Linked DNA regions of Homo sapiens: all the other regions are linked to region 3. The links are chromatin loops, found by intact Hi-C in ENCODE. Cell type or tissue: heart left ventricle. All regions are shown on one strand. Region 1 overlaps CERS6 (ceramide synthase 6). Region 2 overlaps CERS6 (ceramide synthase 6). Region 3 holds the start of CERS6 (ceramide synthase 6).

The links. Peaks named below come from ENCODE experiments on the same cell type or tissue, not always from the same donor. Only the 100,000 strongest peaks of a DNase experiment are listed, where the experiment ranks them.
Region 1: a loop joins it to region 3, with 2.8 times the contacts of the local background. A loop is called at or near these places in 20 of 110 quality-filtered maps.
Region 2: a loop joins it to region 3, with 6 times the contacts of the local background. A loop is called at or near these places in 23 of 110 quality-filtered maps.

Annotation. Positions count from the first base shown.
Region 1 is chr2:168,638,702-168,646,701 of GRCh38, reverse strand. The region is part of intron 4 of CERS6 (ceramide synthase 6); the gene reads right to left. Among named protein-coding and RNA genes, the nearest start is that of MIR4774, 60 kb to the right of the region's middle. In heart left ventricle, no CTCF peak of the experiment used is centred here; no DNase peak of the experiment used is centred here; H3K27ac peaks cover 5,795 bases.
Region 2 is chr2:168,628,396-168,636,395 of GRCh38, reverse strand. It overlaps CERS6 (ceramide synthase 6), which reads right to left. Exons shown (of 10, transcript NM_203463.3): 4 at 5,354-5,411. Among named protein-coding and RNA genes, the nearest start is that of MIR4774, 49 kb to the right of the region's middle. RefSeq lists an enhancer at 851-980. In heart left ventricle, no CTCF peak of the experiment used is centred here; a DNase peak (open chromatin) is centred at 1,065; H3K27ac peaks cover 4,252 bases.
Region 3 is chr2:168,452,206-168,460,205 of GRCh38, reverse strand. CERS6 (ceramide synthase 6) reads right to left here and starts at 3,934. Exons shown (of 10, transcript NM_203463.3): 1 at 3,588-3,934. The coding sequence starts at 3,757. It overlaps LOC102724081 (a long non-coding RNA gene), which reads left to right. Exons shown (of 4, transcript XR_002959433.2): 1 at 1-3,175. RefSeq lists silencers at 3,243-3,302, 3,753-3,882, 4,003-4,092, 4,123-4,342. In heart left ventricle, CTCF peaks have their summits at 3,939 and 4,141; DNase peaks (open chromatin) are centred at 3,205, 3,495, 3,985 and 4,455; H3K4me3 peaks cover 3,432 bases; H3K27ac peaks cover 1,800 bases.

The DNA of each region.
Region 1 (8,000 bases), 190 kb before region 3:
TCAAGATAGATTAAAGACTTAAATGCAAAACACAAAACTATAAAAACCCTGGAAAACAACGTAGGTGATACCATCCTGGACACAGGAACACACAAAGATTTCATGACGAAGATACCAAAAGCAATCGCAACAAAAGCAAAACTTGACAAGTGGGATCTAATTAACTTAAGAGCTTCTGCACAGCAAAAGAAAATATCAGCAGAGTAAACAAACAACCTATAGAATGGGAGAAAATATTTGCAAACTATGCATCTGACAGAGGTCTAATATGCAGGATCTATAAGGAATTAAACAAATTTACAAGAGAAAAGCAACCCCATTAAAAAGTGGGCAAAGAAAATCAACAGGCACTTTTCAAAAGAAGACACACATGTGGCCAACAAGCATATGAAAAAAAAAGCTCAATATTGCTGATGGTTAGAGAAATGCAAATAAAAACCATGATGAGATACCATCTCACACCAGTCAGAATAGCTGTTTTTGAAAAGTCAACAAGTAACAGATGCTGGCAAAGTTTCAGAGAAAGGGGAACACTTACACACTGTTGATGGGAGTGCAAATTAGTTAAACCATTGTGGAAAGCAGTATGGCAATTCCTCAAACAGCTAAAAGCAGAACTACCATTTAACCCAGCAATCCCATTACTGGGTATATACCCAGAGGAATATGAATCATTCCACCATAAAAACACATGCATGTGAACGTTCACTGCAGCCCTATTTGCAATAGCAAAGACATGGAATCAACCAAAATAGCCATCAATGACAGACTGGATAAAGAAAATGTGGTTTGTATACACCAAGGAATACAATGCAGCCAGAAAAAAGAACAAGAGCATGTCTTTTGTGGGAATATGGATGGACCTGGAGATCATTATCTTTAGCAAACTAACACAGAAACAGAAAACCAAATACCACATCTTCTCACTTATAGGTGGAAGCTAAGTGATGACAACTTATGAACACAAGGAAGGAAACAACAGACAGTGGGGCCTCCCTGACGGTGGTGGGTGGGAGGAAGGAGAGGAGCAGAAAAGATAACTATTGGGTACTGGGCTTAATACCTGGGTGATGAAATAATCTATACAACAAACCCCTGTGATAATGAGTTTACCTCTGTAACAAACCTTCACATGTAGCCCCAAACCTAAAATATAAGTTAAAAGATTTTTTTAAATAAAATTATTTTTATTTTATACTAAGCATAACTTTTTTAAAAAGGCAAAATAAGGAACAGGGTTTTCTCTCCCTCTCCAAAAACAAACTCAAAAAACTATATTCATTATCTTCATTAAAATATGGATGTACCTCTTTTCGCCCCTCTCCTGCTAAGTTAGAGACTCTAAATGAAAAAGTGCTTTCTCATCTCTGTGGGAAAAGGAAATCACAAAAAACCCCACAGTTTTGCCAGTTAGTGAGTAGTCATTCTTCTTGGGTAAGGTGGGATGGAGGGAGAACAGAATAAATCTTTTAAAAAATTCCCCTCTGTCTTTTCTCCCCTTTTAGAAGTTACTCTCTCTCTCTCTCTCTCTCTCTCTCTCTCTCTCTCTCTCTCTCTCTATATATATATATATATATATATATATTTTTTTTTTTTTTTTTTTTTTTTTTTAAGATGCAGTCTCGCTCTGTCACCCAGGCTGGAGTGCAGTGGTGTGATCTCGGCTCACTGCAACCTCCGCCCCCGGGTTCAAGAAATTCTCCTGCCTCAGCCTCCTGAGTAGCTGGGATTACAAGTGTGCACCACCATGCCTGCCTAATTTTTGTATTTTTAATAGAGACGGGGTTTCCCCATGTTGGTCAGGCTGGTCTCAAACTCCTGACCTCGTGATCTGCCCATCTTGGCCTCCCAAAGTGCTGGGATTACAGGCATGAGCCACCGCGCCCAGCCTAGAAGTTACTTTTAATACGTTGAGAACATGTTGCTTATCTCTTCTTTCTCTTTTTAAGTTCAGTCTTACCTCTTCAGTGCCTGGTAAGTCTTCCTAACAAGGAGGAAATGGTTTACCTGCCTGAAACTGGCTGTCAGCTGACTTTTCTTGGGTATGCCTAACAAAATCTCCAAGTGATACACAAGAAGCTGTTTCACCTGCATGTGGACCAATGCCAGGGACAACAAGGAGCATGGCTGCTGCAGTGGCTAACACAGATCTCCTTGCCTCCAGTCTTTGTGAATTTTAATTCATTCTGCACACTGTGACCAGCTTTCCTTTCTCCAGCTCAATCATCTGTCATTTCTTTATGCTTTCCCTACTAAACAGAAGTTGAATGCTTGACCCCACCTTTGTTCATCTGCCTCACTTGCCTCTCATCATTCTCATATCTGCTGCCTCCTCTCTTCCCCATCCCCAAACACAACTCTTCCCACATTCCAGACTTACCACTTTCTATTATTCCCCTTCACCTCCTTTCTTCATCTTCCTGAGCTGAAGCTTCCTTCATCCTCAGTCACATGCTCAGTTCAGACTTCCCTGAGCACCCTATCTGAAATCCTCCCTCCCCCTTCTGTAATCCTAGACATCTATTTTCATCATCACTACAGCACTTACCATGTGCTGCCTGATGCCAAAAATACTTGCAAGCAAGTCATATCTCCTATTAGCCTGTAAGCTGTTTAAGGATAAAGAATATGTGACCTTTCCACAGAAAGATTTTTATGCTATATCAGTTCTTAACAAAATGGCATTTCCCTCTGGATATACTAGCGAATGCCTTCTCAGAGATCAGGAGACACCAGTAGGAGACCGGCATGGTATGGTAGGCTGAATAATGGCACCCAAAGATATCCACATCTTAAATTCTGGAACTTGTGAATGTTACCTTATATGGCAAAAGAAACTGCAGATGTGATTCTGGACCTCGAGATGAAGAAATTATCCGGGCGTATAGAAAGGAGACAGAGGGAGGTTTGACTACAAAAGAGAAGGCGAACTGATGACAGAAGTAGAGATTAGAGTGATAGATTTTGAAGATGGAAGAAGCTGCCATGAGCCAAGGAATACAGGCAGCCACTGTGAGCCGAAAAACGCAAGGAAAGGAATTCTCCCTCCTGAGGGAGATGGCAATAATGATCAACTGGTATCAAGACGTAAACTCTATTTTTAGTTTCTACACTCCCATCTAAAGGGCTACAATAGTTATAATAAGTGATGTATAGAATGGTGCATTTTTGGTGGTAGCATTCAGTAATCAGAATCTTGCTAGTCTTTGACAAAACATCATGCTATCAACACTTCTTGTACTACATAGAAATCAACTAGAGGAGTCCATTCTCTAAAGTCAAACAACTGGCTAATAAGAAAAGGTAAGTGGGGAATCATTTTCCTGCCTAGCCCCACCCGACAACAACAACAACAAAATTATAAATTAGGTTTATAGGGCCTCACTCAAGTTGTATCCCATAGCATTTGGTGATTTTGTTTTTACAGTTTTTTTTATAATTCACAAGAAATCAAACTAATTAGCGAAGTATCACTTTATCAATTTCTTTATAGCTTCAAGTACTAGCTTAAGTAAAAATTGAGGTGAGGATGGAAGGGGCTGTGATTAGGAGGAACAAAGTAAACAGAGCTAGTTCTTGCTTCATGCTTCAGATAGCAGTGATGCATGCACATACACACACGTGGGCAGAACACTGCGGTATAGTTATTACCTCCGCCCATTCGGATCTAATAGCTAGTGCCAAATATAACTCTTCCGCCAATACTGAACATCATGCATCCTATTAAGAAACTGTGTTATGATACCACATCATTTACTCTTAACCCCCTAATCAAGGGTCTGCTATGGAGAGGAACATGCATCCACAAAGTAGATCCTGACAATTCACAACAAGGCTATTAGCTGTGGAAACAGAATACATTTCTTATGCTGTTTTCACTAAGTGTCCTCTAGTATGTAAGTCATTATAAGCACAATTCCTAGAATATTATCAATTAATGCTCCTAAGCAATATAGGCCTTTACTGTACGCTGGAAAGAGAGGGCAAGTGAAATGCTAAAATGGTTATGCTCCATTCTGCAACTTTCATTATACTACCAGGAAAGCTTGTGCTGTGCCAGGGAGAGGCAAGAATACCTGATCTTCCATTTTGAGGGCCCAAGAGTCAGTCTGATACTCCCTGATTACTCTGTTAACATTGTAGTAATGGAGACATCATGAAGCATCCTTCACTCACTTCTTAGTGATGGGACCCTGGATATCAGCCACCACAGCTTCACTAACCAGATCACACATGTATATGTGTATGTACACACACACTCTCCTTTAAACACAAGACAAAAGACAAAAATACTGGAAAATTCCCAACTAACCAACTATTCAGAACTAACATTCTGAGGGTAGATCTTTTTTGTGTTTTTGAGACAGGGTCTCATTCTGTCTCCCAGGCTGGAGTGCAGTGGCACGATCATAGCTCACTGCTGCTTCAACCTCCTGGGCTCAATAGACCTGCCCGCCTCAGCCACAGTGTCTGGCTAATTTTTATATTTTTTTGTAGAGACGGCGTTTTGTCACATTGCCTAGGTTGGTCTCAAACTCCTGGGCTCAAGTGATATGCCTGCCTCAGTCTCCCAAAGACCTGGGATTATGGTGTGTGCCACTGCCCCCTGCCTACAGTAGATCATTTTTACTGCTAATTCCACATACATTTTTTAAAAAGGCAAAGTAATGGGAAATGGGGTAACAAGAGATAATGAGAATTCTCACTTAATTACTATACCATACTTGATTTTAGTCATTAAAGTTGTTTTCCCCAAAAAATTTTTAACAAAATTATTACAAAATAGCAAAGTGGCTTTTTTTTTTTTATTCCATTACTCAAGTATGAACCATCTATTTGGCTGGATATCAAGTGCTATAGGAGATTCATGCGGGGTATGAGGCCCTGCTGTGAGCAGCTTACAAAACTGGATGGAAATAAATTTGATATGAAAGCACTCAGACATGATACTTCATACTTAAGTACTGAATTATACCGTATGGTAATAATGATAATTCCTATTTATTGAACACCTCTCGTGGCTCAGGGACGAAACAAGGTGCTTTACATATATGCAAAACAACCTTCCAACCTATACAATAGAGATTTAAAGGGCTTAACATTATAGGTGTTCAATGGTGAGGGGATCCACAAAGAACCTGGGCCGGTAGGTTTTAGGTAAAGGTGAGGACGGTCATTCTATGTACGTGATGCTACATTAGCAAACCCTGAGGAAGCCATGCATCCAGCTGCCTGGGACAGGAATATGTGGGGCAGTGGGAAGTCTAAAGACTAGGTGACAGTTTTATGCTTCATTTGCCTTTGTCAAAGTTGCTAACGTCCAGAGGAAAAGCTGGGGACTTTGTTCCGTGCAGTTTCTATGGGAAGCCAGGGAAGAACTCTCAAGAACAAATCGGTTAAACTGATTACAATCAGTTTAATTGAAAGACACGTCTAAAAAAATGACATTTCCGGTACAGTAATACTCATCTGGTATTTGAAAGTAAGGCAAGTGGTGCAGAGAAGGGTGAAATGGGGCGGCTGGGAAGGACAAGTGGTCTGAGCAATCATGTCGTCTGTGAAAGGGTTAAATGGTAATGAAGGAATAGTGACATCAACATCTGGTGGTTAAGTTCTGCTGGCCAGGATTAAGGATGTAATTTTACAGCAATCCATGGGTGGATTGGGCCAAGGGATGGAGGAAAGATCTGAAATGACTCTCCACCATCATCTTTAGTTCCCAACTCCACTCAGTCACCACTCTGGGTATATGGAGGAAGATGGAAAGAGAATACAGACAAGACATGGGTTAGTGGTACAGAATGAGTTAATAAGATGAGAGACTATATATTAAGGTCAAGGAGAAGGAAAGTGAGGAAGCCCTTTCCACACAAACACCAGGTATCTTTTAGAATGAGGACAAGCAGGAAAACTCAGCCTTCTTTGGCTAAAATGTCCCATCTCCTTAATGCAACATTCCACTTATCACAAAGCCTCATATTATATAAGTATTTTTAGACAAAGCTTAACTTCTCTGCTAGATTACAAAATCCCTGAAGGCAGGAGCCATAGCTTCCTACATCTGACACCATGTCTTGTGCATCGATGCTTAATAAATGTCTGCTAAATTGAATTAGGCTCCCATGTTACTGATGATACCAGGGAAAAGAGCAATAATAGCCTTGGCACCACAAGGTTAGTGTCTCAGACTGTTTCATCCATGGTGCCCACAATCACTGCTGTCATAGGATGGGTGCTCAACAGATTCTTAAAGAAAGAATGAACAAATGAACAGAGATCAGTATCTCCCACCAGTATGAACAGAAGCTCTTTGGAAATAGCCAGGAATGGAACACCCTTTAAATCCCAGCTTTTCCTACTTGAATGCTTTATGCCCACATTTCCATTCAGCAACATGCAGGGACTGCTTTGTATGGCAGCTATAGGATTAACAGACGTTATTAAGTTGTTAAGGTAAAGTACACGGTCCTAAGGGCACAGAAATTTGATGTATGTCTAGATATGTAAATACTTACATCACTATCCATATCGAGAACATTGCCAGCACTCACTCCAGCAGTCTCTCTTTACCCCACTCAGGTAAAACTACCTCTATCAATATAGATTAATTTCTATGAGGGAAAAAGTTACTTTATCCTTTTCACTCTTCACTTCCTTGTGGAAGCCTACATTTCTTGGGCACAAAATGGTCACCTTGTCTGTGCTTTGGAATAGTCATTCCAAGATAACTAGTATCACCAGATTTTTGACTAATAAATCCTAAGCAATGACAGCAACGGCCCCTGTCAAGCAGGCCTATTCTCATGTGCATTAATAAATGAGAAGGGAGGCAAACATAAACAAAACAAAGCACAAACACTAAGCCATTTGTCCCACCTGACAGCAGACCCAGTACCAGATACTCCCTGAACTAGAGTTCCCCTGGAACCACACACAGAGCTATAATCAGAGCATGAGCTGGTCCAATCGGAATTCCTGCTGCTCTGCTCCACATCAAGTACTTGTCCTAAGCACCCCACCCCCATCCCAAACACACCCAGACAAGATGAGGCCCTTCCCTGCTGGGAAAGAACACTGGCTTCACAAGCAGAAGTAGAACATCTCATTACTTCCCCCAGAAAGCTGTTCTTAAGTAAAGAACATCTGGTTTGTTTCATTATTGTTGTTGATGAGGAAAATGTTCTATTATGGTGATCATGGTATGTGAACGCCATTAGCTTTCAGATTTTAGAAAAAACACACTTGAGTAATGCTTTCCTCGCTAAATTCAGTAAATCATTTTTCTTTCTGTGTCAGAGAGGTCTCTGATGATGGTTCAGCTAATGCAGAGTGAATGTGCAGGTACAGATTTTGATACATGGATCAATACTTCCTATCAAATTACCTGAATCTTCTGGGAGTTACTAGTTTTCTATTTCCCATGGTAGAAACAGGAGGTGAATACTAATGCAACTCCCTTCTCAGGCACTGCCTCCGGCCAAAGGAAGCCTGTAAAGCTAGTTTTGTCACAGCATATAAATTAGACCAATGTTTTTCATAGTCAAGTTCAACTCTAAACTTTTGAGTAGAAGTCTATGCCTTCAGGGGACTGTCTAATAATGAAAATCATATTTAAGTGAGTGTTATTTTGGTAGACTCTGACATGCGTTCTTTTTTTTTTATTTCTAGAGTTTCTACAAAGTTGCTATGTTATCAAGTGAGCTGAAAAAATAAGATTTATGGTTTTATAAAACACCAAATCCAGAAACTCTTGTATAATTACAAAAGAGCAAGAACTCAGAATGCAGCAGCCACCATTTGCTCTTGGAGTTCAAGGAATCCCCAATATCTTCCCCAAAAATCTATACTTCAGCTTTATGAAGTCCTAAAGTCTGTATACCTCACAGCCTGAAGAAAGCTGTCAATCTGAAATGCCATTCTCTCAAGACACAGCCTAAACACAATGCAGCAACAACATGAGGAAAGGCTTCTCAATGCTCTTTACAGAAAATTTTATAAAA
Region 2 (8,000 bases), 180 kb before region 3:
ATGTGACTTTTAGTTTTCATTAGTAAGGTAAATTTACTAATAAAAAGTTACTTAAACTGCTAGCTTTTTAAAACTTATCTAAGTTGTTGTTGTTGTTATTGTTTTTAACCTAGACAGTCCAAAGACAGCAAAACAGGCTTCCAGTTTTGCTTCGGGCAAGTCAATTCATCTTTCTGAAATTGGTTTTTGTTTTCTGAAATGGGAAATTTGGGATAGGTGATCTTTAGGGTCCCTTCCCAATGTTAGTATTATATATCATGTGCACTTCTTATAGAAGTATTTCATGGGGGTCATTTTCATTAAAACCAAATTTAAAGCCTCCTTAAACAGCAACATAGTCCAAGCAATTTTAAGATTTTTAAAATGACACAGAGAACAAAATCTTAAATGGACTCATATTCTAATGGCTAGACAAATTCTATTTTCAGTCTCAAAATAGGCAAAAAAAATTACAATCTTGTTCCCATTTCAGAAAGATTCCGAACTAAGCAATAAACAAAAGAGAACATCTCAAAGTATGAAACCAGGGAACACTTCGTGGCTTTGTGTGTTGAATTTGAGAACACCGCATGAAGAATGAAAGGCTGCACCTTAGTTAAGGTTGGATTCAGAAAGTCTAAGGGAGTGGGCAAAGGACTCAGTCTGACGGGGCACTCTCAACCACAAGTTTTCACCCAGCAGTTAGTCATGAAGTCAATGTAATGGGGCAACCTTCATGTTTTAAAAATGTAATAAAATAGGTTATAATAAGATTTATCAGAGTACATTTCAGAATGCAGCAATATGAGACAATTGGGCTAGTTATTGAGATACTGCTGCCGGTCTCAGAGCAGAGACTGTGCAAGCCGCACTTCTGCTGGCTTTAAGGAGCTGGTGCCTTGCCAAGTTTAGCTTCTTAGAAGCACTTGAGGAAGGCTGGAAGGCTGCAAGAGGAAGATGGGACTTGCTCCTTTCTGTTTTGCTTCTAGTTCTTGTCATCACGTTCATCCCCTGCCTCCACACCCACCCAGCAGTGCATCTTCACTCCAGCAGTAGCAGTTCATTCCAGCAGCAGCAGCTGGTTCCAATTTGTAGTTTTTCCACATTCCCAGAGCCAAGCCCCTCATGCTCCCTCAGGGACACCAGCTGGTCAGTGTCCCCTTGTCAGAAGTCTTCTCTGGCTCCATGGCTCTTCCTTTGAGCCTCTATGTTCTGTAATCCCCTTGTCCTCACAGTGGCAGTGCCTTCCTGCTATTACTACCTCCACTATACCTCAGTGGGGTGCTAATGGGTGAGGCCCAGTCCTTGAAATGTCTGTTACAAGTCCACAACAACATAAGGAGCTTACACTCGAGGTAAATTAACTGGATCACTAAGCACACTGTTTTCAGCTAACTTTTCTTCATAGATAGACTTTTTCAAAAATCAGGAGGAGCTGCTTTACATTCAGGTGCAAGCTTCTTATCTCATTGCAGACTGGTAGTAAACAGTAGATCAATTTACTTTGAGCAACACAGGCTTGATGGTTCCCTCTGGTTAATGATTCTTTATATTACAGTCACTCCTAAAATTAACTTCTGGGGTTTCTATCTCCTATGGACCCCTGACTGATATTGAAATTAGACATAGGTATATCTTGAGTAACTTTTCTTTTACATACATGCGTGTGTGCGAAATGAATTGTGATACAAAATGTACCACATGTGTCGGGTGTGGTGGCTCACACCTATAATCCCAGCACTTTGGGAGGCCGAGGCAGGCAGATCACCTGAGGTCAGGAGTTCGAGACCAGCCTGGCCAACATGGTGAAATCCCATCTGTACTAAAAATATAAAAATTAGCCTGTCATGGTGGCACAGGCATATAATCCCAGCTACTTGGGAGGCTGAGGCACAAGAATCGTTTGAACCCAGGAGGGGTAGGTTGCAGTGGGCCAAGATTGCACCACTACACTCCAGCCTGGGCGGCAGAGCGAGACTCCATCTCAAAAAACAAACAAACAAACAAACAAAAACCCCACATGATCAGACATGTAGTTTATAAGAAAAAATAGAACCTAGGAAAATGTGTTAATTTGTATGTGTACACTGTCTGCTAGGACTTCAGAGCACCTTAAGTATTTCTAGGTCTTCTTTAACAAAAGTATTTGACTCTGCTAATTATAAGTATGAGCAGACTCTCTTATATACAGCAATTATAGAATAAGATTATATTGTCAGGCTTACTTTCAACTGCTTAAATATTTCCTACCAACACAGCAGTAACTTTACTGAATAGTTCACTAACATGTCTGTAAGGTTGTTCTGTAGTGTCTACTTCCCTATTTTTTAGGGTAGAATAGGTGCTTATTAAACCACCATAGAAAATGAGACACAACAGGCTCATTTGACCTAAAGACAGAAGAAAACCGATCAGTGCAAGCTGTCAGGGATTCTTCTAACAGCACATGTAATAATCCATATTTTTGATTCTAGAAGTAAGAGGCAGCTGTAGCCTCTAACCTCTTAAAATGGATCCACTACACTGGTATTATGAGAATTTTCCTACTGTACTTTTTGGAAGAATCTGAACACAAAGACAAATTTATGCTGTATTGATAGAACTATGTGCTTCTTATTTTCTGAAATTTAAGGTATTCTACAGATTTGAATTACCTTGTTTTGATTATTTCTGATGCAGCATCTTTAATTTTTTTTGTCTCAGTTTAGATTGGGCAAACATATTGTCCATTCCAAGAAAGTTAATAAAAATATTTTTAAAATATACATTAAAAGAAGTATTTAAAGTTCTACAAATAAGCAATAATGATTCAGCTAGGTCAAGCCTGCTACCCAAAGAAGGAAGTCACTCAGAAATCATGCTGAGGTTAGGGCAGTTAGGGTAGGCTTGCCAACTGGAGAGAGCTCTGGAATAAGAAAGAGGAGCATGTGTTTCTTGTCAGGTTCAGCCTTTAATAAACTGTGTGACCTTCTGAATGCCACCTACCCTCTTCTGGATTTCTGCCTCCTGAGCTGTGAAATGAGAGGGTTGGACAAGATGGCTTATGAAGTCCTCCAAAGCTATTTCAGTCAGATGAATTCTATGTATGCATTTCTACTTCGCATTATGAGTAAGACTAAACTACACAGCTCATCAAAAATTGAGTGCTGCTTGGATGGAATTAAAGAAAGAAATTCCCACACAAATTAATTCAACAAGAAGAACAGTGTCTAGTTCTTCTTTCCTTTCCTTTTTTTTTTTATTAAAAAAAAAAAGCATTTGTTATAACCAGAGGCAGTTGAAAGGAAATTGGCATAAAACTGGTCTAGTTTAAGAAAAAATAATTTCCAAGGAAACACTCTACTGACAGTTCCTCTTACTGCCTCGTGCAGACTCACTGAGGACTGGTGGATAAAAATTATTCTCATTCCATTCCATTTGTTTAGGGACAGAGTGAACCAGAGCTAAGCGTCAAAGTGTTTCCTGTTCTGATGACAGATAACCGCATTGCCGTATGAGAGCTAGAGAGGCTATATCCAGCAGGCCTAAAGGAAAAGAGCAAAAACGTGCTCATCCTCTCTTTCCTTTCTCACCAACAAAGCCCCTCACCAACAGAACCAGGCACGAATTCCAAACCTTGACCTTAGTTAACAACCCGACCTTCCCATGAAGCACACCTCCTCCACATCAGCTGAAATTCCATCCAAAGCTGTTTCCTCTTCCAAGGTAGTAAAGTTATAAGCACAAAAGCGCTATAGTCATTCTATTTTTTCTAGATAAGTAAATCTGAAAACTAGAACAGAATTCCAAAATAAGCCGTTTAAACCATGTTTATTTACTCCAGTTGAGAATTTCTTCATACACAGAAACCCCACAGAGTAAAACTCATCCTTCTAAATCGATTCAAATGGCCTCTGGGCCATATGGTCTTATTAAGTGAAAATAAGTGCAGTTACCAAAGGAAAAGACTACAAGTAAAAAACAATCCTCTAAAACAATATGATAATGGGAAACAACCACTATTTATAATAGAATTCACCACAGGCGGACAATATTTGATAACCCAGATTTTAAAATCTTAAATGTATTTAAAATTTCCATGTCAATATTTACAAGATTAATAAGGCATGAAATTTGGTGCATTCCCAATTTTAACAAAAATTCTGTAATAAATAAAGATAACACTGATATCACTTTGGAGGCTAATACTATAGAGAACTTTTAAAAATAATTCCCCATGTTATGCCAAATCACTATTGTTAATATGTGTACGACTATGAGAAGATAGGCCTTCACAGGGTTTTATTTAAGGAGTCTAACCCGACAGTAGTTCCAGTAAGAACTGAAATAACCTGGAAAGACTATAGCAGCCACAAGGAATTACTTTCATAGATTTCGGTCCCTCAGTTCATGCAGGATTATAGTAAAAGCAACAGCAGGGGAAATGATCTTATGAAAGAAATGAAATTTTCCACCAGCAGTTAGTGCTGCCCTGTTAGTAACTAGGCGAGAGAGAGAGAGACAGATATTATATATATAATATGTAATATATAATTATATAACACATAATAAATGTATAATATATAATATATATTATATAATATATATTATATAATATATAATAAATTATATAATATATATTATATATAACAAATATACATTTCTTTATTATATACAATATGAAAATATATATAATTATGTTATATATAATATAAATATAAATATAATATAAATATAAATTAAATATATATAAATATAAATATAAATATAAAATGTTATATATAATATAAATATAAAATATGCTATATATTATATAAATATTAAATATATTATATATTTAATATATAAATATTAAATATATATTATATTTAATATATAAATATTAAAAATATAATATATTTAATATGTATTTATATAATAGTTTATATATATTATATTAATATATAGTTTATATATTATATATTATATATTATATTTTTATATAATATATAATATAAATATATATTTACATATATTTACATAATATTATATAATATATATTATATAATATATATAGTTATTTCTACTGGTGAAGAGTACAGTGGTAATACATGCTGCAACAATTCATGTTTTCAAATTGTGTGATTGATGTAGAAACTCTAACTTCTTTCAAAGCATCAGATGGATTTTATAAGCTTCCTAATGCCTGAAAAGTAATAAATAACCCACTGGAGTGACTATGGGACTTAGCAACATCCGAAATATTTTTGTAAGTCAAATGAAAATGCACAAATAATTCTTAGGAAGCCTGATATGATTACCTAAAATATTATTACAGTCACACATTAAAAAAAAAAACCAGGATATAGACATACACTTACATAAGAATCATGTAAAATAGTTTGAGAGATCCTACCTTTTTCAGGAATCTGACTCCGTAGGTAAATACATAAAGGTAAAATGAAAATCTCCACCTGTAGAAGGTTAAAAAAAAATCTGTGACATTCAGTTTATATATTCACAGCATATACTGAAATATGTAAGGGAGGGAAAAGAGTTCATTAAATTAAATTTGTCCCCCTACCTCAACTAAGGATTAAACTTAATGAGCAATTTCAGTGCTAGCTGAAGCCATACACTGGTATACATGGCTTATAGAAAATATTTTGAGTATTATATTCATAACTTAATTTTTTCATTGTTAATTGCAATATTTGCCCAACTGCTCATCTTCTCATTCTCCAACATGTGAACTTCTTCTTGTTTATCACTCATGAAGGGATATGATTTGGTAATATGAAGGTATAATATCTGAATCAGACAAATAATTCAAAACTAACAACTGGAGTTAACTGAAGTTCATATTTGTTTTAAAAGAGTTAATATTTTAAAATTAGGTAAGAATTTCACTTTGTCTTTTAACAACTATATCAACATCTTTGTGGATGTTGCTAAAGGAAGGCATATAGAATCTAAATAAATCAAATTACAACTATAAATGACAATTTTATACCATGCCAAACTTATGGTCTAGCTGTGACTTTCACTTCTAATGAAGAAAAATTTTTAAGTTTTCTTTTGATTTTAAATGATGGAAATGTTTTAAGTCTTTTAAAATATAAGATGTGTGCGTGTGTGTGTGTGTGTGTGTGTGTGTATACTTATTACAAAAAACTCTTACTCTAGTACTAAATTCCCAATTTTATTTCTTGTACTTCCGAGTATGAATAGCTACGCCTTTAAAAGTTGGCTGGATGTCACTAAATGGCATTCCTGATATCATAAAAAAAAAAAGTTATCTTGTAAGAAAAGACAATTAACTTATTGTAGTATAATAGTTAAGGGCTGGGCGTGTTGGCTCACACCTGTAATCCCAGCACTTTGGGAGGCTGAGGCAGGTGGATCACAAGGTCAGGAGATCGAGATCATCCTGGTTAACACGGTGAAATCCCGTCTCTAATAAAAATACAAAAAATTAGACAGGCTTAGTGGCGGGCGTCTATAGTCCCACCTACTTGAGGAGGTTGAGGCAGGAGAATGGCGTGAACCCGGGAGGTGGAGCTTGCAGTGAGCCGAGATCCCACCACTGCACTCCAGCCTGGGCAACAGAGTGAGACTCCATCTCAAAAAAAAAAGAAAAAAAGTTAAGAACTTAATTTTAACTCCATCTCCATTACTAATCTCTCAATGGTTATGGGTGAGAGTGATAACAAGTTTCTGTTTGTTGTACAAATTCTAGATCAAAAATTAAAACCAGGGATATCTTCATGGGTGTGTGACTTAGGCAGTCACATAAGACTTCATGCTTGATTTAATGCTTTGTTACCATCTTGAAATTCTTAATAGTTGTTGAACAAGGGACCCAGCATCTTATTTTGCATTGGATTCTGCAAATTATGTACCCAGTTCTGGTCAAGACAGACTCAACTAACTTTGGGCAAATCTGTTAATATCCTTTGATCTCAGTTCCATCTCTATAATGGGAGACTGGGTTTGTGCTATAATGATGCCTCAAGGATTTGGTAGCACAAGTATTATCTCTACTTCTCTCTAGTCCCTCCCAATCCTTCCAGTATGGAACTAGCCTACTTCATGCATTTGCCTTGTCTGGCCCCTGGAGGCAAATGAATTTGCAACTCCGAGATTAGGTTATTTATAACAGCTGTTTCAGTTCTAAGACCCTTGTTAGTAGGTAGTGATCAGGCAGTTTTTATGTATAAAAAAGTTTTACAGAAGTCATTGGAATTCCTACCATCATTTATGTATCTACATTTTATTTAATCACTAAAATGACCCAGTTTTCATAACACATAGATTCTATTATAGGAATACTGATGCCTCCATCATTTGAATAGCAACTTGTGATGAATATTTACAAGGCAGAGTTTATTTCCACAAAATATCTGCAGAAAGCAAAATTTTCAAGCATCTTGCAACTTGAAAAAGCACTTCTTTAAGTTGTGGAGTTTCATATGTTATTGTTTTAAATGCTAGCTACCAGTCCCTGATATAGTCCCTCCCAATCTTCTACTAAGATACCTGTAAAAGAGATAAATAATAAAGTTCATGCACCCATGAAAAGGAAGATATGACCTTCAACCTACTGCTAGAATCAGGGAAGAGTTCTTACAACAGAAAAAGAATGAAATTAGATGTAAAAAATGTGATTAACAGTGAAAAGTCACAAGCCTTGAAGGAAGTAGGGAAATCTTCATCTGCATATCACCCTGTCTCCACTTTCTGCCATCTTGTATAGAAATGCAAAATCTGTATCAGTCGGAAACTTTGCCCTTTACCACAAATGATTACGTACATTTCTTGAGGCAGCAACAGAATCTCCCACCCCATATCTTAGTGATGGCTACTTTCAAAAGCCAACTGGGAAGAAGGAGATGTACTGTGAAATCTGGCAGTTTCAGTGACAGAAAGGCAGATTTAGGGACAAGATGACCTATGAAGGTACTGCATTCTGGAGGTTGGCGTTCTTAGACAATCCACATACAAAGCAACAAAGAACAAGGCTATTGGAGATAGCTGCTTTATATGAAACTTTCACTGAAAAT
Region 3 (8,000 bases):
AAGAAAAGAAAAAAAAAAGACATTCAGCCGCTTCAAAGTTTCATCAGATAATAATTAGTAATTTTCAAGCACAGATGATCCACAGGAATCAAAGAATCAGGAGGGTGAAAACAATAAGTTACAAAGGCCATTTGCCTCAACACATAAATGAGAAAATAAACAGAGATAAATTAGGAGGCTGCCCCAGTGTAAGTTTTGACTAGAATTTGAGTGTTCTGATTCCCGATCTATACTTCCTGCATCTCTCCTAAATCCACAGCATTAAAGTTAACATTTGTAACAATAACTCAAAGAATTTTTATTTCTAAAGAGATTCAGCACAATTTCCACATTTATAAATACCACAGCAAAACACATTTTTGAAAAAGTGAAGTTGGAAGAAGCATTTATTATAGTTCCTGAGAATGGCTTACTGAATCTAAACAAGCATTAAATCAAGAAAATTCATCAAACAGATGACAATGCTATATTATTAATAAATAACATTTTGTTCTTTGTGATCAAGTTAACATAATATAATGGTATACAATTTTTATTCTAAGAGAATCAGCCCAGTTGGGGGAAAAAAAAAAACCCACATACTTTACTCTGTCAATCAATTGGTCGCTACAGTGGTCCTGGTCCTTACCCGGAGTTAAGTATGGTATAAAGGCTATGCTAAAAACCACCAAGCTTTGAGATCTTCACAGACTCAGCCAAAAGTCATTGACCTTAGGCTGCCCCATTTTTTACCAACCATGCTGGGCTTCCATATTGCTGTCCATATGCTGTCATAAAGTGACATGTTCTGGCTACCAATGCCTCCACTATCCACACCACAACAGCCGGGATGAAAATAAAAAGAAAGGACTGTTTAACTGGGCAAAGCCCATTTCAGTCAATTCTTTGATGTTTCTCTTAGTAGAGAGAAATACCTAAGACTGAGAAGAAGGCATTCAAATTCACGATTTTAGCCTCAACAAGGACATTACTGACTTCACTTAATGTAAAATAAAGACTTGGATAATCGGGTATTTCTTAGGTATGGTCTCAGCTTTGAAATAAATGACAAAGCATACAAAGAGAAGAATCTTGAGAGAATTATTCCTATTACAAAAGCATTTCATTCTACAAAGGGATTCACAACAGGCTTTTAAAATCATCGTATACATTATAGAATACTGCAAAAGAAAAGGATGTATATACAAAATGCTAGAAGGCCATTGAATGTGAGTTGTAGCAGTGATAATACTGAATGGTTCTGTTTTATTGATTCAGGCCCTTGATGGATGCTACTGAGATGAAGGTCACAGGTTGGATCCCAGAATATGTCATTTAGGTTTGAGAAGAGGAGAAACATGCAGAACTTCTAACTCTAGATACAACTAAATTGTGGATTTTCAGAGAATTGAGAAGGTCTGAATGGTTAAAGACAGAGCTATCATAGGAAGAAACAAAGTAGATAGTCTTCCAAAAGTCAGTAGCATTCTGTGACATATGTGCCATATTGGATTATTATTCTGAACATTAACCATAAACTTTCACTTTCCATACAGGCCATTAAATCTCTTCTACTTAGATCAATGGCCTGAAGGAAACTGACCAACTCACTTTATATCAATATGAGGACATTTGCTGTGACTGACAATTGAAAGCAGCTCACCCCTCTATGTAAACTCTAAGTCGAGTCATGGGATTATGGAAAAAAAGAAAGAAAATAAAAAATGTTTAGAAAGAGGAAAAATGAACTTCCAGTTTTCAACTATCACATTAGTGTTTATCTTTTTAGAGGCAGAGACAATCTAAGTACAAAGCCATCTCCATTCTAACAACTTAATTTTTTTAAACACAGTGAACAGCCTGGAATCAGCATAGAGAAGGAGGATGTCAGGAAAATTCGGCTGTTTGTGCACAGATCATGCTTTTGTTCTCCAACACATAAGACTGCACATCTCTTTCAAATGCATTATCTATCTAAAAGTGAGCCCAGCCAGAATTTATCAGACACAATTTATCATAATTCAGCAATTGTGTGTAGATCCCCTACTATGTGCCAACATAGAGCAAACCTGCTATCCCTGAGTCTGCTTGTTTTTGGAGAGCCTGCAAAACTGTATAGAGTTCATATTTTCTGTAACCAAACATTTGCTCTAGAGGTAACTCTACACCTGCAAACACACCCATTTTTTCACAGCACTGCTGTGACTTTTTTGATCCTTTTTTGTATAGGATCAATGACACATCTGTATTAGATTCCAATAATTTAAACATAGGTCTTAAAGTCTGTTGCTTTGTGCATGTCAATTTCTGCAGGCGAACAGCTGACTTCGTTTTCAAGCAACAATACTGTCCGGTGAAAAATATACCTTCCTGAGACAAAAGATACTTTTTGTCCCCATGAAGCTTTGTTGCCTCGTCCAGCAGCAAATGACTCAAAAGACGCGTTCTGCCACCCTCAACAGTCGTTTTCAGGCAAAGAGGAACAGCAAATGAGGTACCAGCAAAAGCTTAAGAAACAAAACCAAGGTGAGTTGAAGGCGGGGAAGAAAGGCGGAGTGGAAGCGAGAAATGCAATCTAAACTCTACTTTGTGATCTAAGAAATTCAGCCTTTACTGATGAATTGGGCAGAGGAAGGGGAGGGTACAAGAAAGGGGAAGATAATATTTTCTGTTACGAAAAAAAAAGTGTGCTGCTGTCCTGGTTTTCTTTCAGTAGCACCCAGAGAATGCATGGCAGGCACAATCTAGTTTCGCGACGAAAACGAATTCCATGAGAATAACACAAGTTTGTATGTGACACAATGGAGATATCCAACCAAACCGAGGAACTATACAATTGCATGACAATTCCTCAAAATTTTAAGTGCCTTCGAGTACCAAAAAAGAAGTTTATGATTATTCACAGGACAGGGTTATCAGTTTAATATCACCATTTTGCAGGATGTGGACCCGTCCTGTCACATCCTCTTTTAAAGAAACCGCTAATAACCTGAAATGCTATTATCCCCTATTTGCCAGGACTGTGGGCCTGATAGTTTCACGGATAAAAACCAAACAGCGACCAGAAGCCAGGAAGTCCCTGGCGAATTCTTTTGAAGCACAACCCCTACAATCCGTGTGCCGGAGCATAAAGATTGAAGTGTGCGCGGTTCCTCCTCCCTCCGGGCCGCGCGTCCGGAACGTTCCTGGCTGTCAGGTGGGTGGCGCGGGCCCCGGCGGGAAGCCCTGCCTGGCAGCCTTGCGTGGCGCGCCGGCGGAGAGGGGCGAGCCCCGCGGAATGCGGCGGGTCCTGAGCCCGACCACCGCTCACCTTTGTTCGCCTGCCCTTGCCGGGAGGAGAGCAGGGCCCAGGAGGAGGGCAGGGGGCGACCCTAACGCTCCGCGGCTCCTCCCCGGCGCCCGGGAGGAAATCCGTGGCAAGCCAGACCCTTTCTGGCTCCCAGAAAGCCAGCGGGGCAGGGGGGTCAGCAACCCCTCCCCGAACACAAAGGTTGGGAGGCGTGAACGCGAGCGTTGGGGGCGCGGGGGCGTGCGCCAGAGAGCGCGCGAGTGTGTGCGCGCGTGTGTGTGCGCAGGGGGAGGGGAGGAGGGGCTTCAGCCCTTCTTACCTCTCGAAGATGAGCCGCACCATGAAGATACAGAAGGCCAGGGGAAAAGCGAGATAGAGGTCCTCAGCCTGCGGGAAGGTGGCCTCCTCCGTGTTCTTCAGGTCCGCCCAGGTGACATTGTGCGGGAGCCAAAACCTCTCGTTCCAGAACCAGGCTAAGATCCCTGCCATCTTGCTTTGTCCACTCCTGTCCTGCGGCACCCGCAGCCCGCCAAGCTCTCCACCGCGCAGGGCGCCCGGGGATGCGCGCCCGGCTGGCCCCGAGCCTGTGCCGCCGCCGCCGCTGCTCCCGCCCGCCGCCGCCGCCTCCTCCGCGGCCGCTGCTCTCGAAGGCTCGCGGCGAGCCCCGGTTCTCTCCTCCCTCTGGCCGCGCTGGGGAAAGGGGCCGCCTTGCCCGTCACATGGCAGCTCGGGCCGCCCGCCCTGATTGGCTCGTCTTCGCGTCAAACAGCGAGGCACACACGCGGCCAACTCGCCCACACCCGCAGGGCAGGGCGCAGTCGCTGCGCCCTGGGCGCAGGGGCACCGCTCCGGGGAGTGTCGCCCGCCCCTGCTCTCACCGCTCTTTCGCTTTGCGCTTAGGGCGACGACCTAAAGTCGACCCCCCAAATCCGCCCTAGCCCCCTGGCTGGCTCGCACATGCTCAGAATGCTGGCTCCTGCCCCGCTGGGGTTTCAGGGCTCTCAGTCCTCTTCCCGTGCGCCCGGAGGCGGTGGGTCAGCAGGTAGGGGCTGCCGCCAAGCTTCAGAACCAGCCCTGCTCCAGGAGGACAGCAAAAAAAAAAAAAGGGGGGGGGAGGGGGAGGGGTAAAGAGCAAAGGAGGAAGTGGGAGGGAAAGGATCCTCCACTCCCGCGCTTGGAGAGGCAGGGTGAAAAATCAGGAACTGAGGCAGGATGGTTTGGCAAGAGCCTTCTGCCTCTGCCCCACGCCTGCCTTTCCCCAATCTTTGACTTTCCGGTCTTTTATACTGCTGCTTCTCATCAAAGTAGCTCCCCCAGGGAACAAGCCCCCCTATATTGATTTATGAGGTGGTACAAAAAATTAGGCACTTAATTGCTATTTGATTATTAATTGCTACTTGATGACGATGATGATGATGATGATGATGATGATAGCAACTGCAGCGTTCTGTAAAACCACCCCTCTCAACTAACCTCTCTGAAAAGGCTGCTAGACCACATTTTGACCTGGCACATCATGAGAACCTCCACTGTGCTACTCGGCAGGCTCATTATTTCTGCCTTTTGAATCTAAAACCTTTAAGGCATTAGGCCTGTGAGGCCTAACCCAGGCACCTTCCCTCCCGCAATGCATTTCCCCATTGATACAGGAGCCATGTGTGAATTCATTCCATGGCCCATGTATACATGGTTCTGGGGCATTTTTGTTCATTTTTCTCACATTCATTTTCTGCCTGGTGCTGCCAGTAGGCTATACTAAACCTTTCCAGTGGGCATATAACCGCACACACACACACACACACACACACAGAGAGAGGGAGTTTCTTTTACTCTTCCCTCCCCTCTTTCCACTCTATCTCTTGAAAGTGAAACTGAAGAATGGCCTATACTGGTGCTTCCAATTTCTCTCCCCTCATTTTCTTTTGAACTTCCATTTGGACATTTGTCTCCTCTGCTGCATTGAAACTGCCCAAGGTCACCTGTGATCTTCATGCTGCTAAACACAAAGGTCAGTTCTTATCTTAGTCCAGGCTGCTTAGACTAGGTGGCTTAAACAGCAGAATTTATTCCTCACGGTTCTGGAGGCAGGGAAGTCCAAGATCAACATGCAGGCAGATCCAGTGTCTGGCAAGGATCCTCTTCCTGGTTTGAAAACAGCTGTTTTCTTGTGTATCCTCACATGGCAGAGAGCACAGAAAGAGGAAACACAGATTAGTGCCCTATCTTCTTATAAGGGCACTAATCCCATTCATGAAGGTTCTACCCTCATTAGCTAATTACCTCCCAAAGACTCTGTCTCTGAATACTATCACATTGGGAACTAGGATTTCAGCATATGAATTTTGGGGGACACACACATTCAGTTCATAGCAGTTCACAACACCTCTGTCAGTAGCATTTGGCCCAGTTGTCAGGTCGTGTGTCTTAAAACATTCTTGACTTGGCTTCCAGAAACCTCACTCTTCTGGGTTTCTTCCTCCTTCATGGCCATTTCTTCTCAGTCTCCTTCCTGGTTACTCCTCACTTTTCTAACCCCTAGAAGTTATAGTGGCCTAGGAGTCAGTCTTTTTTCCTCTTCACTTTTCTATCTGAATGTATTCATTTGGTGATTTTATCCAGTCTCGTGGCTTTTAATGACATCTGTATGCCCTCCAATGTCATGCTAATAGCTCCCATATTTATATCTCTAGCCATGAACTTTTTCCTGACCTTCTGACTCTTAAATCCACTGGCAATTTAACACCACCACTCAGATGTCTAAAAGCTATCTCATGACCAAACTATTAATCTTCCCCTTGAAATCTCTTCCTCCTGTAGTCTTGGCTCAAGCCAAAAATGTGGAGTCATTTTTTCCCCTTCTCTCTTTCTCTCATACCTCCTTTCCAATCCATCCCAAATCCCATCAGCACCATTTTAAAACCATAATCTCACCATCTCTCACCACCTCCCCTGCTACCATCTTGGTCCAAACAACCAATACTTCTAATTCACATTACTCCAGTAACCTCCCAACTCCCAGTTTCACCCTTTGCCCCTCTACAGTCTATTCTCAGCCAGTGTGATCCTATGCAAATTTGTCAGATCACCCCTGGGGTGAAAACCCTGCTTCTTCCTCATCCCTCCCAAGTGAAAGCCAAATTATTCCAATGACCTGTGATATTTGGTTCCGTATTAACTCTGACTTATTTACTCTTCTCTCTCCTTCACTCTGCCTGAGTCCACACTGGCCACCCTGCCCTTACTGGGACACACCAGCTATGTCTTAGAGCCTTTGTGCTTGCTCTTCTCTGTCCCTGGAACTCTTTTTACACGAACATCCATGTTTGCTCTGTACTGATGTCATTTTCTCCCTGAAGCCTTCCCTGGCCACCCTAGTTAATCTACATCCCTCAATCCCCACCACCACTCTTCCTATCTTGCTTTGTTTTTCTCCAAGACACTTACCACCGTCAACACAAGATATATTGTACCTATATCTTCATCAATCATCCACACAGACATGCACTAAAATGTAAGCTTCAGAAAGTTAAAAGATTTGTATTTATTTTATCAACTGTTCTATTCCTAGCACTTAAAAAAAAAAACTGCCCGGCACATTGTAGATACTCAATAAACTACTGAATAAATGAATCAACATTACTCCAACCCCAAAAAGTCTTCTCAAGGAGAAGAAAAAAAATCTGAATAATTGTGTTAAATATTTATATATCCATGTTAGACTCGTGTGTAGAATAGTGTGGGCATAAAGAAGGAATTGGTCAATTCTGGGGTGAGGGAGGTGAGGTGTCATTGAAGTGAGTCTTCATTTGGGAGTAGAAGTCGCCATCACCACTCTAGACCATGTGGTGAGCTTCTCAGTAACACTGGAACATGCCTTGGCACCAGCTGCATTCTCGTAGGCCATAGACAGAGGTTTGTTAAGACCTCTCACCAACTTTGTGTCCGAAAGTCATGTCATGACATGTCATGACATGTCAGAGCCTGGCCTTCTGGGCCAGCCAGACTTCTTCTGTGACTACCCCTGGTTTCTCATGTCACTCCTTCCTGTATGACCTGATAGTACCTTGCTTCCTACTCCATGGCTTCTGTGCTCTCCAGCAGCTCCTTCTATGTCCCCAAGCATGTATAATACTGTTGGTGAGTTAATGCCCTGGGATCTGACTTTGATCATGGGCAATGAAGACAGTAAGTACATTTTTATTCCTTTCCTCCCCACCCCTCGGACACACACAATGGCTTCAAACAGCCTCTCTGAAAATACCCCCTGCTACAAACCCATCATTTTATTTCAAGATTGTGACCCACTCAGTAACTCACCCCCTGATATAAACTCATCATTTTATTTCAAGATTGTGACCCACTCAGTAATTCACCCCCTTATATTTCCTCTCCTCTTTCTCATCTCACTCTCCTTTTCTCTCATTCCTGCTTCCCTGAAACTACACTTCCCTGGAACTTAGAAGCTAAACTAATAGGAGCTAAACTAAGATAATGTGGCTCTCCCATTCATCAACTTTGAGAAGGTGGTGGGATTTCAGGAACATTTTGAAGGGTGAGTTTTGTTGGACAGTAAAAGGAGGATTTAGTACTTTCTATGAATCTTCCATAAGTTCCTTTGTTTCTAAGAGCGTGTTAATACCCTCCTGTGTGATTTGTGCATCAACAGTACCTGTCTTGCCTCTGTCACTGACTGTCATGAGGCTCACATAAGATAACATATGAGAAAGGGCTT